Linked DNA regions of Homo sapiens: region 1 is linked to region 2. Evidence: read pairs that join two places in POLR2A ChIA-PET (ENCODE). Cell type or tissue: B cell. All regions are shown on one strand. Links, peaks and the distances in the headings refer to the core of each region. The heading gives the core; the rest is flanking DNA.

Evidence for each region. ChIA-PET counts read pairs that join two places held together with the same protein. Peaks named below come from ENCODE experiments on the same cell type or tissue, not always from the same donor. Only the 100,000 strongest peaks of a DNase experiment are listed, where the experiment ranks them.
Region 1: POLR2A ChIA-PET joins it to region 2 with 5 read pairs; 7 of 35 experiments call an interaction of 5 or more read pairs at or near these places.

The regions. Positions count from the first base shown.
Region 1 is chr10:14,578,964-14,587,054 of GRCh38, forward strand. The region is part of intron 2 of FAM107B (family with sequence similarity 107 member B); the gene reads right to left. Among named protein-coding and RNA genes, the nearest start is that of MIR1265, 150 kb to the left of the region's middle. RefSeq lists an enhancer at 4,278-4,337. In B cell, for the core only: no CTCF peak of the experiment used is centred there; DNase peaks (open chromatin) are centred at 4,478 and 5,908; H3K27ac peaks cover 1,970 bases.
Region 2 is chr10:14,672,102-14,680,192 of GRCh38, forward strand. The region is part of intron 1 of FAM107B (family with sequence similarity 107 member B); the gene reads right to left. Among named protein-coding and RNA genes, the nearest start is that of FAM107B, 99 kb to the right of the region's middle. RefSeq lists an enhancer at 2,643-3,229. In B cell, for the core only: no CTCF peak of the experiment used is centred there; no DNase peak of the experiment used is centred there.

The sequences.
Region 1 (8,091 bases), core at 2,084-6,083, 94 kb before region 2:
TTGTTCACACATTGTAAGACTTTACCTAAATTATAACGAAGAGAAAAAAAAGCTACACTCCTTTTCTATTAATATATACAAGCCTCTCAGGAAAATTCCCGGTGACAAACACCTAGAAAAAACCCATTCGTTGTATGAAGCACTCGGCTCAAGTCCATAAATTGATTTTCTAAGATGTTATCTTAATTTGCTTCTGAAATAATTACCAATTTGACATACCAATTGTGAAAATTAATTTTTTTAAATGTAAGCTTCTCCAAAGAAGGGTCGGCCAGCTAAGCATCATTTGGAAACACCCATACCAATTAGTAGAATTCCTTGAACAGAGGAAGGCACTAAGTCAATGAATGAAAACAAACTAAACTCTTTTGGAAACAGCAATGCTGAAGAAACCGTATATTCAATCTTCAGAAGCCAGTTACCCGGTTGCTGTAAAGCAGTGCATATCTAAACCCTCTATTGCAAAGTAACCAAAATCTCACAATTAGAATAAACAGAGGAAACCAGTGAGAGGGTCATCTCAAAACCGTTCCTACCTCTCTACCTGGCTGGTAACTGCCCTAAAATTGCAACCCTGGGCTTTATCAAGCAAAGAAATGGAAATTCTACTTAAGCAAATCCAGAAATTTCTGTTAGTTGCATTACCCAAGTAAAAGCACACAAGGGCAACAGAATTTCAAAACCAAGTTTGTTACTCAATACCCCATATTAGGAGATAAGAGGAGGATAAAACTGTTCTGTCATTCACTAGTTCCTTCCAAAAAAGATTTGGAGTGTGTTAAAAGTCATACATGTCTCATGCCTGTAATCCCAGCATTTGGGAGGCTGAGGACAGATCACTTGAGGTCAGGAGTTCGAGACCAGCCTGGCCAATACGGTGAAACCCCATCTCTACTAAAAATACAAAAATTAGCCAAGCATGATGGCAGGCACCTGCAGTCCCAGATACTTGGGAGGCTGAGGCAGAAGAATTGCTTGAACCCAGGAAGCAGAAGTTGCAGTGAGCTGAGATCATGCCATTACACTCCAGCATGTGTTACAGCAAGACTTCATTTCAAAAAAAAAAAAAAAGTCATACATTCAACTAGGTAAATAAAATAACATTAGAAAGCCAGGCTGGGTGCGGTGGCTCAAGCCTGTAATCCCAGCACTTTGGGAGGCCCAGGTGGGTGGATCATGAGGTCAGGAGATCAAGACCATCCTGGCTAATATGGTGAAACCCTGTCTCTACTAAAAATCCAAAAAAATTAGCTGGGCATGGTGGTGGGTGCCTGTAGCCCCAGCTACTTGGGAGGCTGAGACAGGAGAATGGCGTGAACCCAGGAGGTGGAGCTTGCAGTGAGCCGAGATCATGCCACTGCACTCCAGCCTGCACGACAGAGCAAGACTCCGTGCCAAAAAAAAAAGTAAGTAAGTCAAGGCCACCCTACAAAAGAAACAGCAAGTGGTACACACAAGGGCTAATATAATTTCCAGATCTCTGTATTAAGTGTGGTTTTGAGTTTCCTGGGGGCCAGGACCAAAAATAAAAAGGTACATACTATACATTCTTAGAAAAAAAAATAAGTATCCATCTTCTCAAGGAAAAGAAAAAATATCATGGTATGATTGTCTAAAAGAAGTTTTCCACATGGAATGTTACACAAGGAACAGCGCACTACAGCATGGACAAAAGCCTTTATTCATTCATGCCAAATAAAAGCATACTGAACACATAGCTGTGTTTTATTAAAAAAAAAAAACTGTTAAAGGCCAAAGACATAGGATTATGCCTAGCCTTTAATTCACTGCTCTTTAAATCATTTTAATTCACTGAAAGAAAATGCTAGCAGGATCCTCACACTTGGCCTCCCAGGATCCTAACTTCATACCAAGATGGAACGTAATGTATTCTGCAGAACGTTCTTCCCAGAGATCATTTCCTTCTGTTGGCTTATTGAGAGCACAGTGATTAAAACCTCCAGAACTCTTACTCTGTTGCTTTGGTAAGTTCAATAAGCAATCTCACCTGGCTGAATGCACCTGAAGTTACAGCAAATCAGAGCAAGAACTAAAGCAAGTCTCTGCTGCTGGAAACAGCAGATACAAAACCCAAAGTCTATGAAATGTAGGTTCTAGCGGCCGGGCCAGGGGAGGAGGAGGACAGGCAATTTGCAAATGAGCACGCACATATCTGCAATCGGTCTGGTGCAGTGCTCGGAAGAAAAATAACAAGAGCTGAGTAAGAGAGCGTTGCGCGTCAGATGTCGCATTTATAAAGGGTGGCCCGGAGGCCTCTGCAGCACATTTGGCCCAAGTTTTCCTGACAGGGATCTGGAGAAACACAGAGGCCCTGGGCAAGCACCTGAATCGCTGCTTAGGGAAAACAGCAAAGAGGCCAATGTGGCTGCGGTAGGGTGCCACGAGGGAAGCGGCTGGAACCCGGGTCAGGCTCAGCCTCAGATGCATTCCACAACTCAAGAAGCAGTTGATTCAAGTGTCAGAGTTCCAGGCCACCAAATGCAGTGGAAAAATTAACTGGCCTGAAAGACGTTCGTTCAGAGCCATCCCTGCCACAGCCTCATCCAGCCATCAGGATGTTCCCAGCAGACATCTAATTCTGGCTGCCATCACCGGCAGGTGTCCACACCAGGAGCAGTTTTAAAATCAATGCCCAGCCAGGCGCGGTGGCTCATACTTGTACTCCCAGCTCTTTGGAAGGTCAAGGCAGGATGACTGTTTGAGGTCAAGAGTTGGAGAACAGCCTGGGCACCATAGCAAGACCCTGTTTCTACAAAAACATAGTAAAACTCAAGTGAGCGTGGTGGTGCACACCCACGGTCCCAGCTACTCGGGAGGCTGGGGTGGGAGGATCACTTGAGTCCAGGAGTCCAGGGCTGCAGTGAACTGTGGTCACATCACATCACTGTACTCCAGACTGGGTAACAGAGCAAGACCATGTCTCAAAAAAATAAAATAAATATAAATAAAATCAATGCCCATTTATCATAAGGAGACAGCTGTACAGAATTTGGTATTGTTTAAAATTGTATAGGATGCTTGCCCAAGTTGACAGTTTCAACTTTGGCATATTGTTGACACATTCTTTGTGACAAAAGTTGACACTCCCAGTTATGGCACATAAGAATAAAACCCTGTCTTCAACCATAGAGAATAGCAGCAGCAGCCTGTTTGCCATGGGTTACCAAAGGGATCCAAGGTTGCTAGGATACTTCAGTTTCAAATATCCTTCTTTGCTATCCCCGTAAATATACACTAAGTTTTCAAACAATTCACTCTAATCCTGATTAGATAATAAACTGTGACCACACCTCTGGGAGATAAATAATGGTCTTTCTAAAAACAGTACCAGAGCATCGAAGTGTAAGTTATTGCAACCACATACCCATGTTTGTTTTTGTTTTTTCTTTTCTTTTTTTTTTTTTTTTTTTGAGACAGAGTCTCACTCTGTTGCCCAGGCTGGAGTGCAGTGGCACAATCTCTGCTCACGGCAACCTCCGCCTCCTGGATTCAAGCAATTCTCCTGCCTCAGCCTCCCGAGTAGCTGGGACTAACAGGCGCCTGCCACCACACCCGGCTAATTTTTTGTATTTTTAGTAGAGACAGGGTTTCACCATGTTAACCAGGATGGTCTCGATCTCCTGACCTTGTGATCTGCCCCCCTCGGCCTCCCAAAGAGCTGGGATTACAGGCGTGAGCCACCACACCCAGCCTACCCACATGTTTTAACGTTGTACTGAGTACTTATTCCATGGAGGCACACTACTCTTACACCAACTTTATTACTGTATAACTCTATGAAGGAGGCACTATTATTTTATTGATAAGAAAGACGAAACTCGCCGGGCATGGTGGCTTACGCCTATAATCCCAGCACTTTGGGAGGCCAAGGCACGTGAACCACCTGAGGTCAGGAGTTCGAGATCGGCCTGGCCAACATGGCAAAACCCCATCTCTACTAAAAATACAAAAATTAGCCGGGCAGAGTGGCGTGCCCCTATAATCCCAGCTACTTGGGAGGCTAAGGCAGGAGAATTGCTTGAACCCAGCGGGGTGGAGGCTGCAGTAAGCGGAGATCGCGCCACTGCACTCCAGCCTGGGCAAAACAGTGAGACTCTGTCTCAAAAAAAAAAAAAAAAAAGAAAAGAAAGAAAGAAAGCCAAAGCTGGTAAACGGCAGACCTGGAAGGTGGGCCCGGCAGTCTCATTCCAGAGCCTGATAAATCATACTATTACTATTTCTCCAACTAAAGAAACCAGAAGGAGGAAAATTCTTCATCTGGCAGAAGTTACCCAGGGAGAGAGAAGAGGACATATCCCTTCTGCTTGGCTAACAGGACAGCCTGTGTCTTATTTGAGAGTCAGGGCCCTCGCGGGGCAGAGTCGGAGATGAAGATACTGCAGGGAAAGTAGCTGCTGCTGCACCTTAGTGACAGATGACATGAAGCGCAGGACCGCAGCACAGACCACAGAACTCTGAAAACAGGACCCAAGCTCACCTTAGCGGGAAGTCACCACCCACTCACCTCCGCCCTTCTAGAGCTGAGTATTCTTTCACCTGTGGAAGTCACAAGCATGTGGCGTGGCTCTCCATTTTTAATTTTTTTAAAAAGTGGTCGCGGAAGTTGTGGCCAGACACATCACCCCACCCCAGTCCTAAAGGTAAGGTGGGTGGGGACGGAGGAAGAAGAAGAGGCTGGGCCTAACTAATCTGGGCACGTCCTTGCCAACACCTGCTGCTATGAAGGAGGGGGAAAAGTTGACAGTGGAAGGAAACTACAGGGAAAAAGGAAAAGAAACCACTGGACAAGGCCACAAGTTCGTCCATTCACCGGAAGAATCTTCTATAGGCGAACCCTGTTGAGCGCTCTCCTAGACCCAAGGCCACCCCTCAGGATCCAGGGCCTGGGACACAATACAAAGTACAAAACGACACTCTCCCCGAAAGGGACTCGTGGTCACCGTTGTTCATAGGAGTGTTTCATGGCAAGTCTTAGGAAAGAGGGTTTTGAGTTCAGGAAGTGTGGGACTAAAATGACACCAACACAGAAATAAACACTGCCTTTCAGTAGGAGTTCCTAGCTACTCCGGCAGATCCAGATGCTGAGACATACTGGGTCCGAAAGAAAGACTGATGGAGGGACCAAGCAAGACAGGCCCTCCTGATGCCCAGCCCTGAGGCTGCCACCTAAATAAGCAGCAACACTCTGGGTCTGATCTGGGTAGCTCGTTGGTGTCTCAGCTGAGTAGCAGCAATGACTCAGGAAGAAGCACTTAAGCCCTATAGGACCCTAAAGAGACACAAAGATGAGGATGCCAAGGGTCCCTGTCCTCAGAGTTGCCAACCAGATATGGAAAAACGCAGTGTATAACCAAGTGACCAGGGGAAAACCCCAAGGTGGAAAAGGACCTCCGAGGTCCAGCTGCCGATGAGAATTATGCTTTCGCACCCCATGGCCCTCGGCACTCAGAGTCTTTCGCTCCATTTTCACCATAAACAAAAAAGTCTCAAAACATGACAACAGCCTGTAAGATGCTGTGATCCAAATAAAATAGTTGGTGCAGAAATTCAAGGAAGTGCATCAACTCCTCCCAAAAGGGATGGAGAAACCACACCAAAAGAAAACCAGGAACACACGTGCAGTGCTCTCCCTACAATTATAAACAGCTCCAAGATACGGACCCTGTGAGGCAGGAGAATAGGGGCTGGAGGCAGGGAACCTAAGGCCGATTCACACTGACTTCCTAGAACTAAATCAAAAGGATAACCCCAACTTTCCACACCTATGTAACAAAAGGACCGGAGGCCACTCCCCTTGCAACCCCCACCTTTTCTGCATGGCAGGTGAAACTGAAAGGACCTCTGCTTGGTCCCCTCTTCCAACCAATCAGGCTGGTCACAGGCCAAGTCTTCATTTGCACAGGAGTATAACTTTGTAACTTCACTTCAGCCTGTAATTGGTTGCTTCCTGCAACCAATCAGATGTTGGCACAGGGTGTAACTTTGTAACTTCGCTTCAGCCTCTGATTGCTCCCCTCTTGCTGATTCAAATAACCAATCAGACCAATAGTGAGCCATTAGTTCATTTACACAAGGTGTACACCAAGTAACCAAAGGGACACCTCTAGAGGGTATTTAAACCCAAGAAAATTCTGTAACCGGGCTCTTGAGCCCCTATGCCCAGCCCGCTCCCACCCTGTAGAGTGTACTTTTGTTTTCAATAAATTTCTGCTTTTGTTGCTTCATTCTTTCCTTGCTTTGTTTGTGCGTTTTGTCCAATTCTTTGTTCAAAATGCCAAGAACCTGGACACCCTCCACTAGTAACACCTGGACCCCACCTCAGCCCCCTCCACTCTCGCAAGCCCCATCTTCCCGGCAGTCAACTAAGAATCAGACTTTCCCAGCCCCTGTCAACCAGGCTGATGAGTAGAAGACCAAGAATCCTCTCCCTCCTCTCTTCCTCTTCCCTCTCTCACCAGTCCCTGCCACCAAGCCTTTAGGTGAAGCCACGGACCCTGGGGGGCGCCAGGAAAAGCAAGTACAGTCTCTCGAGCACTCCAGCCAATTACAGAGGTGCAATTACAGATGCTGCATGTGCAGCTGCCCTGAGGTTTACAGAATTAGCTTATCAATGACAAAACAGACGGCCATCTAAAACACACACTGGGAGAAAAGAGCTCTGAAAAGTGTGGCGCAGAACGTTCTTTGGAATTCAAATAACAAGTACACAAAGAGAGGCAGCCAAGCTCCGCCCATGAGACAGGTAAACCATGGACTCACCACAGAACCTTGTGTGGTCAAATCTTTGGTCAGGATCTTCACTCATACACATAACAAATACTTCTCTGCAACCAAGTACTCGTGAGTAGGGTGACCATATTAATTGTCGACCACAGCAGTCATTGCTGAGTAAGGAGGAAGCCTCTGTTACTAATTACACCTGGACCAGGCTCGTCCCAAACCAAACAGGAAATGCACTCTCCCTGCATACAAGGCACCCTCAGGGGGTTCTCCTGCCACTAACTGCTGACCCTGGATCCCTCTTGCTTGGGCGTGCAGGGGTGCTCCCAGCCAGCAATCAGCTCCTGCATAAACAGGAACCCAGCAAGCAACAAAATACCTGGGCAAGGGCACTGAGTCCGCATCACTGTCAACTCCTGGTTACTGGTGACCTCCTGACCCGAATTCCTCATGTGCTAGTTCAATTCCTGACCTTCAGCCTCACTCTCACTTCTACAACTCACATCCTCCTTATCCTCCTCCATCCCAGGCCACTGAAAACCCACCTTCTCTTCAGAACACTGCTTTGCTTTTAAGAATCCTACCTGTAGCAAAGAACGTCTCTGTGGTAGATTTAAAAATAAAAGAAAAAAATATATGAGATGAGAATCCTGCCTGCCCATAGACTTGAAGCCTCTGCTCACCTTGGCCATGGCTATGGACTGAATATTTTTTCCTCCTCCACCATAAATTCATATTATTTAAGCCCTAATCCCAACGTGATGATATTTGGAAGTGGGGCTTAGGGGAAGTAATTAAGTCATAGAAGTGGAGCCCTCATGAATGGGATTAGTGCCCTTAGAAAAAGAGACACCAGGCAGATGATCTCCCTCTCCACCATGTGGGGATACAGCAAAAAGGTGGCCTTCTACAAAACACGAAGGGAGCCCTCACCAGACACCAAATCTGCCAGCATCTTTGATCTTGGAGTTCCCAACCTCCAGAACTGTGAGAAATAAATGCTGTTTAAGCCACCCCGTCTGTGGTATTTGTTACAGCAGCCCAAATGGATGAAGACAGCCATACCTTTGAGCCCAGGGTCGCTCCTCCACTCTCCAATTAGATCCCAGAGCTCCAGTATGGACCCTCTACCCCCACCAGGTTCCTAACCTGTCTCTGTATTCTACCACTGCTTATCAAACTAGGCTACATTTCAGGTGGAGAAGGCCCAAGAGGATGATATAGGTGAAACATTCACCCCAATCCTGGGACAAACTCTCTCTCATTGAGTCCTATGAGAATGGAATAGTCTCGCCCATCAGGTGAGAGTGTAAACAATCACGTATGACATCACATCACAACACCACCTTG
Region 2 (8,091 bases), core at 2,758-6,757:
TTATTTTTTTTTTTGAGGCAAAGTCTTGCTCTGTTGCCCAGCAGTGGCGTGATCTCGGCTCACTGCAGCCTCCACCTTCCAGGTTCAAGCGATTCTCCTGCCTCAGCCTCCCGAGCAGCTGGGATTACAGGCACCTGCCACCATGCCCAGCTAATTTTTGTATTTTAGTGGAGACGGGATTTCACCATGTTGGTCAAGCTGGTCTCAAACTCCTAACCTCAGTTGATCTGCCCGCCTCGGCCTCCCAAACTGCTGGGATTACAGGCGTGAGCCACTGTGCCCGGCCCCATCATGAGTTTTACAATGCTTATTAAATCAAATGTGACCACGATGATGTACCAAGAATGTACTATTAAAATTTGTCAAACAAATGGACTTTTCATTTACAGTCGTGTGTTGTCACTTTACAACATGAATATGTGTTTGTTTGTGTTTCTAAACATAGAAAAGGTACAGTAAAAAGATAGTTTATAACCTGATGGGACCTCCATTCTATATGGGGTCTGTTGCTGACTGAAACATTATTATATGGCTCATGACTGTATTTTCCTTGAGGACTAATCCCAAGATGCCTCATTGAAAGGGCATGTGAAACCACACTAAGTTTATACTTAGGGAGTTCAAGGTAAGATTTTGGTACAAATTAGCTTCTTTTCCTAAGGTTCACCTGATTGAACATTAGTAGAAATAAAGAAAGAAGGAAGGAATAAAAAAACTTAAAAACACGAACCAAATACATTCACCAATGTACATCAAGTCATTTTCCTTTGGCCTCATAGTTGGCAACATTGGGAGTTAACATTTCACTCTAGGGCAGCAAGTTTAGAAGCAAAAAGGTAGTTTGTTGGAGACAGAAATAGAATTCCTGACCAATAATTAAAGAGGCTTGGTTCCATTCTTTTAAATGGACACATAATAATCATAGATATTTATGTGTACATGTGATATTTCAATACATGTATACATGTGAAATGAGCAAAGCAGGGTAATTAGCCTGTCCGTCACCTCAAACATCCATCATTTCTTTGTGTTAGGAACATTCAATATCTGTTCTTCTAGCTATTTGAAAATATACAATAAATTATTGTTAACTAGAGTCACCCTGCAGTGCTATAGAACACTAGAAACTATTCCTTCTATCTGGCTGTAATTTTGTACTCATTAACCAACCTCTCCCTATTTTTCCTTCCCCCTAACCTTCCCAGCCTCTGGTAACCACTGTTCTCCTCTCCACTTCCATGATACCAACTTTTTCAGCTCTCACATATGAGTCAGAACATGTGGTATCTGTCTTTCTGTGTCTGGCTTATTTCACTTAATATAATGTCCTCCAGGCTCATCTATGTTGCTGCGAATGAAGGATTTTATTCTTTTTTTAAATGTCTGAATAGTATTCTATTGTATAAGTGCCACATTTTCTTTATCCCTTCATCTGTTGATAGACACTCAGGTTGATTCCGTATCTTTGCTATTGTGAATAGTGCTGCAATAAACACGAGAGTGTAGATATCTCTTTGACATGCTGATCTCCTTCCCTTTGGATGCATACCCAGCAGTGGGATTGCTGGATCATATGGTCGTTCTATTTTTAGTTTTTGGAGAAAACTTCATACTGTTTTTCATAACGGCTGTACTGTAGGAGTTCCCCTTTCTCCGTATCCTTTTCGGCGTTTGTTATTTTTTTGTCTTCTTGATAATCGCCATTTGAACTGGGGTGAGATGATATCTCATTTTGGTTTTGATTTGCATTTTCCTGATGATTAGTGATGTGGAGCATTTTTTTAATATACTTGGCTATTTGTATGTCTTCTTTTGAGAAATGCCTATTCCAATCTTTTGCCTATTTTTTAATCAGATTATTTGTTTTTTGCTTTTGCTTTTTGTTTTGTTTGTTTGCTGTTGAGTTATTTGCGTTCCAAGTATCTCTAGAAAAGAGGGCATCCACATGCAGAAGAATGAAGGTAGACCCCTATCTCTCACCAGATCCAAAAATCAACTCAAAATGCATCAAAGACTTAAACGTAAGACCCGAAGCTATGAAACTAGGAGAAGAAAACATAGGGAAAACACTTCAGCACATTGGTCTAGGCAAAGGTTTTATGGCTAGTACCTCAAAAACAGTCAACAAAAGCAAAAATAGACAAATGAGATTATATCAGACTCCAAAGCTCCTGCACAGCAAAGGAAACAATCAACAGAATGAAGTGACAACCTGCAATTTGGGAGAAAATATTTGCAAACTATTGATCTGACAAGAGATTAACATCCAGAATATACAGGGGCTGTGTTTTTAAAACCCCTTCTCAGCATTGCTCCCTGGGGATGGAGTCCTTCAAATTGCTTATGCACCCTTTATAATGTAAAACCACCACTTTGTTTTTCTCTGCAGTCTAGAGAGACATGTGTTTGCCAGTCTTATCCTCTCCCTGAACTAGGACATTTAGAATGCAGTTCCTTAGGTGGATGTTATAAGGGCTGGAGCACTTAGCGTGAGTACAAACTCCTCCCAGACTGGTGACAGGTTAATAATTGTCTCGTTAACTCCCCAAGCAAGTTAATTAGAAGCCAGGCCACCAGGTAGCAGCTACAGGTATGTTTTGTAAACTCCTTCCAAGGGGAAACAGAGTTGTTTGTTTTGTTTTGTTGAGACAGGGTCTCGCTCTCGCTCTGTTGCCCAGGCTGGAGTGCAGTGGTACAATCTTTACCCACTGCAGCTTCAACCTCCCGGGTTCAAGTGATCCTCCCACCTCAGCCTCCTGAGAAGCTGGGGCTATAGGCATGCAGCACCACACCTGGCTAATTTTCATAATTTTTTTTTGTAGAGACAGGGTTTTGCCACGTTGTGCTCCGAAAGTGCTGGGATTACAGGCATGAGCCATTGTGCTTGTCCACGTATGTTTTTAAGCCCCTTCTCTGCACTGATTTAAGCCCCTTCTCTGTGCTGATTCCAGTGGTATAAATTCTCTGAAAATACTTGCATGCCCATATTAAACTGCTATATTTTTTTCCTACACATGTGTATCTAATCCCCTCTGTTCTTGTGTTTGGTGCATTAAGTGTTAAATCATGGGGAAACAGGATTAGGGCCCTTCATGTGAGGCTCAGACCATCCTCTCCATGGGAATAAGCTGGGCGTTGGGAACTCCTTTCCCAATTTTATGGCACCGTGGTCAGGGTGCATACTGGGCCCAAGTGTGCCCCAGTTTTCCTATCTATCTGATATCAACATTTTCTCATTTGTCTGGTGGATAGGTGTCTCTCAACTGGTCTCTGACTTTCCGAGGAAATGGATCTGTGGGTAGATGCTTATTTGGTGCATCTATCCATGGAGGGAGGTCAGTAGCTTTCTGCTCCATTATATTCCTGATGTCATCCAAGGCCTGGTTCCATTTGTCTCCACCTGTTGCAACAAGCCTATGACCGATTAATGGCCTCAACTTCCTTCATTTGGAAAATGGGTCCCAAAGGAGACCCAACCCTTTCCAAGACAATTGAATTTTAATTTTAAAGAAATGTTTCCCTATCATGAAACATTTAAAGAGTTTTCAGATTCTTTCTATTAGGAGCCATATAACAAAGAAAACATCTTACAGTGGATAGCTTTTTATTTTTTCTCATTTCAAATAATTCTGGATTAGAGTCTCAAGGGTAGGATTCTGTTTCAAAGGACATAGGTGTCTTTGAGGCTCTTGATGTAGATTCAAAATTACCCCCCAGAATGTTTCAGCAAGTTAATGTGTTAAAGTGCAGCAGTCCCATTACAGCTTCTCCAGCAGCCCGGTGCAGTGAATCACGCCTGGAATCCCAGCATCTTGGGAGGCCAAGGTAAGAGGATCGCTTGAGCCCAGGAGTTCAAGACCAGCCTAGGCAACATAGTGAAAGCCTGTCTCTGCAAGTAATAAAAAAATTAGCCAGATGTGATGGTGCACACCTGTAGTCCCAGCTACTTGGGGGGCTGAAGTGGGAGGATCACTTGAGCCTGGGGAGGTCAAGGCTTCAGTGAGCCAAGATCATGCGACTGCACTCCAGTCTGGGTGACAGAGCAAGACTCTGTCTCAGAATCAAAAACAAAACAAAACAAAAAAACTTATGTAGCAGCAGCATCTAATTACACATTTTGATGGATATGAATAGTCTGTTACTGGACGTAATTTTAGAACCCAATATCCAACACCACCATATTCCAGTACCAAGAGTCTTCCATACTGTGTTGCATTACTACTAATAAAAATGTGTTTAGTTTTCCAGGGAATCTCTTATATAAGCCATCGGTAGCCCACTAAATTACATATTCTTCCAGAGCAAAAACTGTGCTTCCCTTTTCAAGCTTCATTCAGAGTCTACACCCTCTCTTAACAGGTGTTTATTAAACAATTGTTAAATGAATTCACTTGTTTACCCACTTTGTATCTTTGTTTCACGCCCAACATAGTAATACATCCCACAATAAAAATTCAAACATTATTGCTTCTAGTAACACAGATAAGTCAGAAATGCCTCCAAGAAAGCTTTCTGAAGCAGCCCCACCTCCGTCTGAAGCTCTACCCCATTCTATCTTTATTCTATTAACTAAAATGACTTGAGTGCTTGCAGTATGTCAGAGAAACTGCACTGTATGTGTGCACTTAATCCATAACAACCCTCTGTGCAAGTAATCTTATTAATTATTGGAGGAGTTAGTAATTCACCCTGTCGTGGATGCTGTGATGTGGCACCTGAAAAAGTTGTTCTCTGTAATATTTATTCTCAAAGCTGCAAGAAACGCTGTTGACAGATAGCTCTCAGCTGTCAGCCACCCGGGTGATTGCTGTAGGGAGCCAGCATCCACTGACTTGGTTGACATGAAAGCAGAGAGTCCTGGTCCCCTCACTCCAACTCAGGACAACTCTAACAGCTCTCCTTTCTCCAGAGCTCTCTGTGAAGTTGGCTGAAGCCTTCATCAAGACTTTATTGTAGCCCAATGCCTCCCTCTGCCCAATCCTGCCCCTTTCCCTCCTCTTTCTATCCACAAGGGTTGATCCCAGGAGCATTCCCTAATCAACATTATAGCTGCTACTCTCCATTTCCCAGTGGCCTTTCCAGGAACTCATCAACGCAGCCAAAGTCATGCTTCTCAAAAACGACAAAAAGGAGATTCAAACCCAGGCCTACTCGGCTCTCAAACCCGTGATATAAAGCACTACACTAAACTCTCTTCCTAATCCCAATGCCTCTCTCTTTTTAAAGCTACAGATACCTGGCCGGGCGCGGTGGCTCAATCCTGTAATCCCAGCACTTCGGGAGGCCGAGGTGGGCAGATCACGAGGTCAGGAGATTGAGACCATCCTGGCTAACACACTGAAACCCCGTCTCCACTAAAAATACAAAAAATTAGCCGGGCGTGGTGGTGGGCGCCTGTAGTCCCAGCTACTCGGCAGGCTGAGGCAGGAGAATGGCGCGAACCCGGGAGGCGGAGCTTGCAGTGAGCAGAGATGGCGCCACTGCACTCCAGCCTGGGCGACAGAGCGAGACTCCGTCTCAAAAAACAAAAAAGAAAAAAAAAAAGCTACAGATACCAGAACCCCACACCCAGAGATTCTGATATGGTTAGTGTGGGTTGGTCAGTGACTAACCATCTTAACTTGCTCAGGACTGAGGGGTTCCCCAGGACGCAGGACTTTCAGAGCTAAAACCAGGAAAGTCCTGGGAAAACGGGGGCAAGTTGGTCACCCTAATTGGGGCGTGTCTCTGGTGTCTGTAATTTCAACAAGCTCTTTGGATGTTTCTGGTGCACTCTAAAGCATTAAAAAGCGGTGTATTGATAAAAAGAAGTCCTAATGATGGGCGGGTGTTGTTAAACGACCATCATCAAACTCTATTCTGTGTTAGGCACTGTCTTTCCAGGGCAATCTGTTTATTAGATACTATCATCCCCATTTTACAGATGAGGAAACTAAGGTCAGAGAAATCATGGAACTTGCCCAAGGCCACAGAAGCGAGTAAGTGCTGGAACCTGACGACAAGCCTAGGTGGTCCGGAGTCTGTGCTGACAAACCCTACCCCACGCTGAATCCAAAATGACTTATTCTCTCTAAATTTCCTCCTCTGGAGATGGAGAGAATAATATTTCTGCCCATGGGTGGTTGTTGTTAGGGTAAAATAAGGTAACGAAGTACCTCCTTTGCACCTCCCAGAGTGGATACGTATTATGTTCCCTTCCTTTCTTCCTCGGTGGGATGGTGGGTATGTGTTTTCTGTCCATTGAACACTAAGAAGAGGATTAAAGCTGTTTCCTGATTGTATACACAACTTTCAGCAAAACTGACTCAAGGAAAAACTCACTTTAAGTCACTACACATTGACCGAGAAACTTCCATGTTCATGGCATTCTGCTAGGAAACGTGGGGGACACTGCAGTGAACAAACCTAATTCGGGACCTCCAGAAACTCATCAACAAAGAGGACAGATGGATTACATGGATCTCAGTCTTCCTGGGAAAAGAAAAATCCTAACGCTAACAAATAGCTTCCTCTCCTCTCCTCTCCTCTCTCTGTTTGTCTCCCTTTTCTTCTCCTCTCTTCTTCATGTAAGGGTGGAACATGCACGATAAATAGGAAAAAGAACTTCAATATGAGAACCTGAGAGAAAGAGAATTTGACTAGCATGTTGGAAAGAGAGAAGGTGACAGAAATCACATCAGCTCTTCTGTGTCCTCAGCCCTCATGTTCTGGGTGAGTCCCTGGTGAATACAGGCGTCTCCAGGCCTCATCACACGGAACAGTTTAGGTGGCAGACACATCCAGTCAATTCTAAAACATGCTGAGTGATTCTTGTTTTAAGAAATTAACATGGCAGATACAACTATTGTGAAAAGTGCCAAGAACTCCAGAGTAAGTGAGCAGAGAGGGAAGCAGAGCCTGCTGGCATCCCACAGGGGTGCTGGAAAGGATGTGGGCCTTGGAGTTAGAGAGACTGAGGTTCAAATCCCAGTCCTGCCATGCAGGAACTGTGTGAGCCTCAGTTTCATCATAAAAAAGTCAAGGTAATTTGTTTTCCTTTTTTTTTGGAGAGAGGGGCTCACTGTATTGCCCAGGCTGGAGTGCAGTGATGTGATCATAGCTCATTGCAGCCTTGACCTGCTGGGCTCAAGCGATCCTCCTACCCCAGCCTCCCGAATATGTGGGACTACAAGCACACACCACCAAGCCTGGCTAATATTTTTATTTTTTTGTAGAAACAGGGTCTCACTATGTTGTCCAGGCTGGTCTTGAACTCCTGGCCTCAAGCAATCCTTTTGCCTTGGCCTCCCAAAGTGCTGGGATTACAGGCATGAACCACTGGACCTGGCAAAAAAAAGTTGAGGTTATACTTAATGTCCTAGCAGGATTTCTGTGAAGATGAAACAAGGTGATGTATGTAAAACTACTTCCCTAATCACTGTGATTGTGAGATAGCGGGACTATCATCTGCCTGACTAGCAGCCTTTCACCCCCTTCTGGTAAAGTTGCTACCCCTTGGACATAAGGATGAACCCAGGCAAGATGACAAAACCGAATTCAAGCTAAGGTGTTGTGATGGTTAATACTGAGTGTCAACTTGATGGAATTGAAGGATGCAAAGTATTGTCCCGGGGTGTGTCTGTGAGGGTGTTGCCAAAGGAGATTAACATTTGAGACAGTGGACTGGGAAAGGCAGACCCACCCTCAATCTAGTGGGCACCATCTAATCAGCTGCCAGCACAGCTAGAATAAAAGCAGGCAGAGGAACGAGGAAAGACTAGACTGGTTCAGTCTTCCGGCCTCCATCTTTCTCCCGTGCTGGATGCTTCCTGCCCTCAAACATCGGACTCCAAGTTCTTCAGCTTTGGGACTCGGACTGGCTTCCTTGATCCTCAGCTTGCAAATGGCCTATTGTGGGACCTCAACTTGTGATCGTGTGAGTCAATACTCCTTAATAAACTCCCCTTTATATGTTCAGCAATCCTATTAGTTCTGTCCCTCTAGAGAACCCTGACTAACACAGATTTCGGTATCAGGAGTGGCTATAATACAGGTTGCTTGGCTGGGACTCTTCAACTGGGCTGGTGGAAGTCTTACATTCTTGAGTTCCCA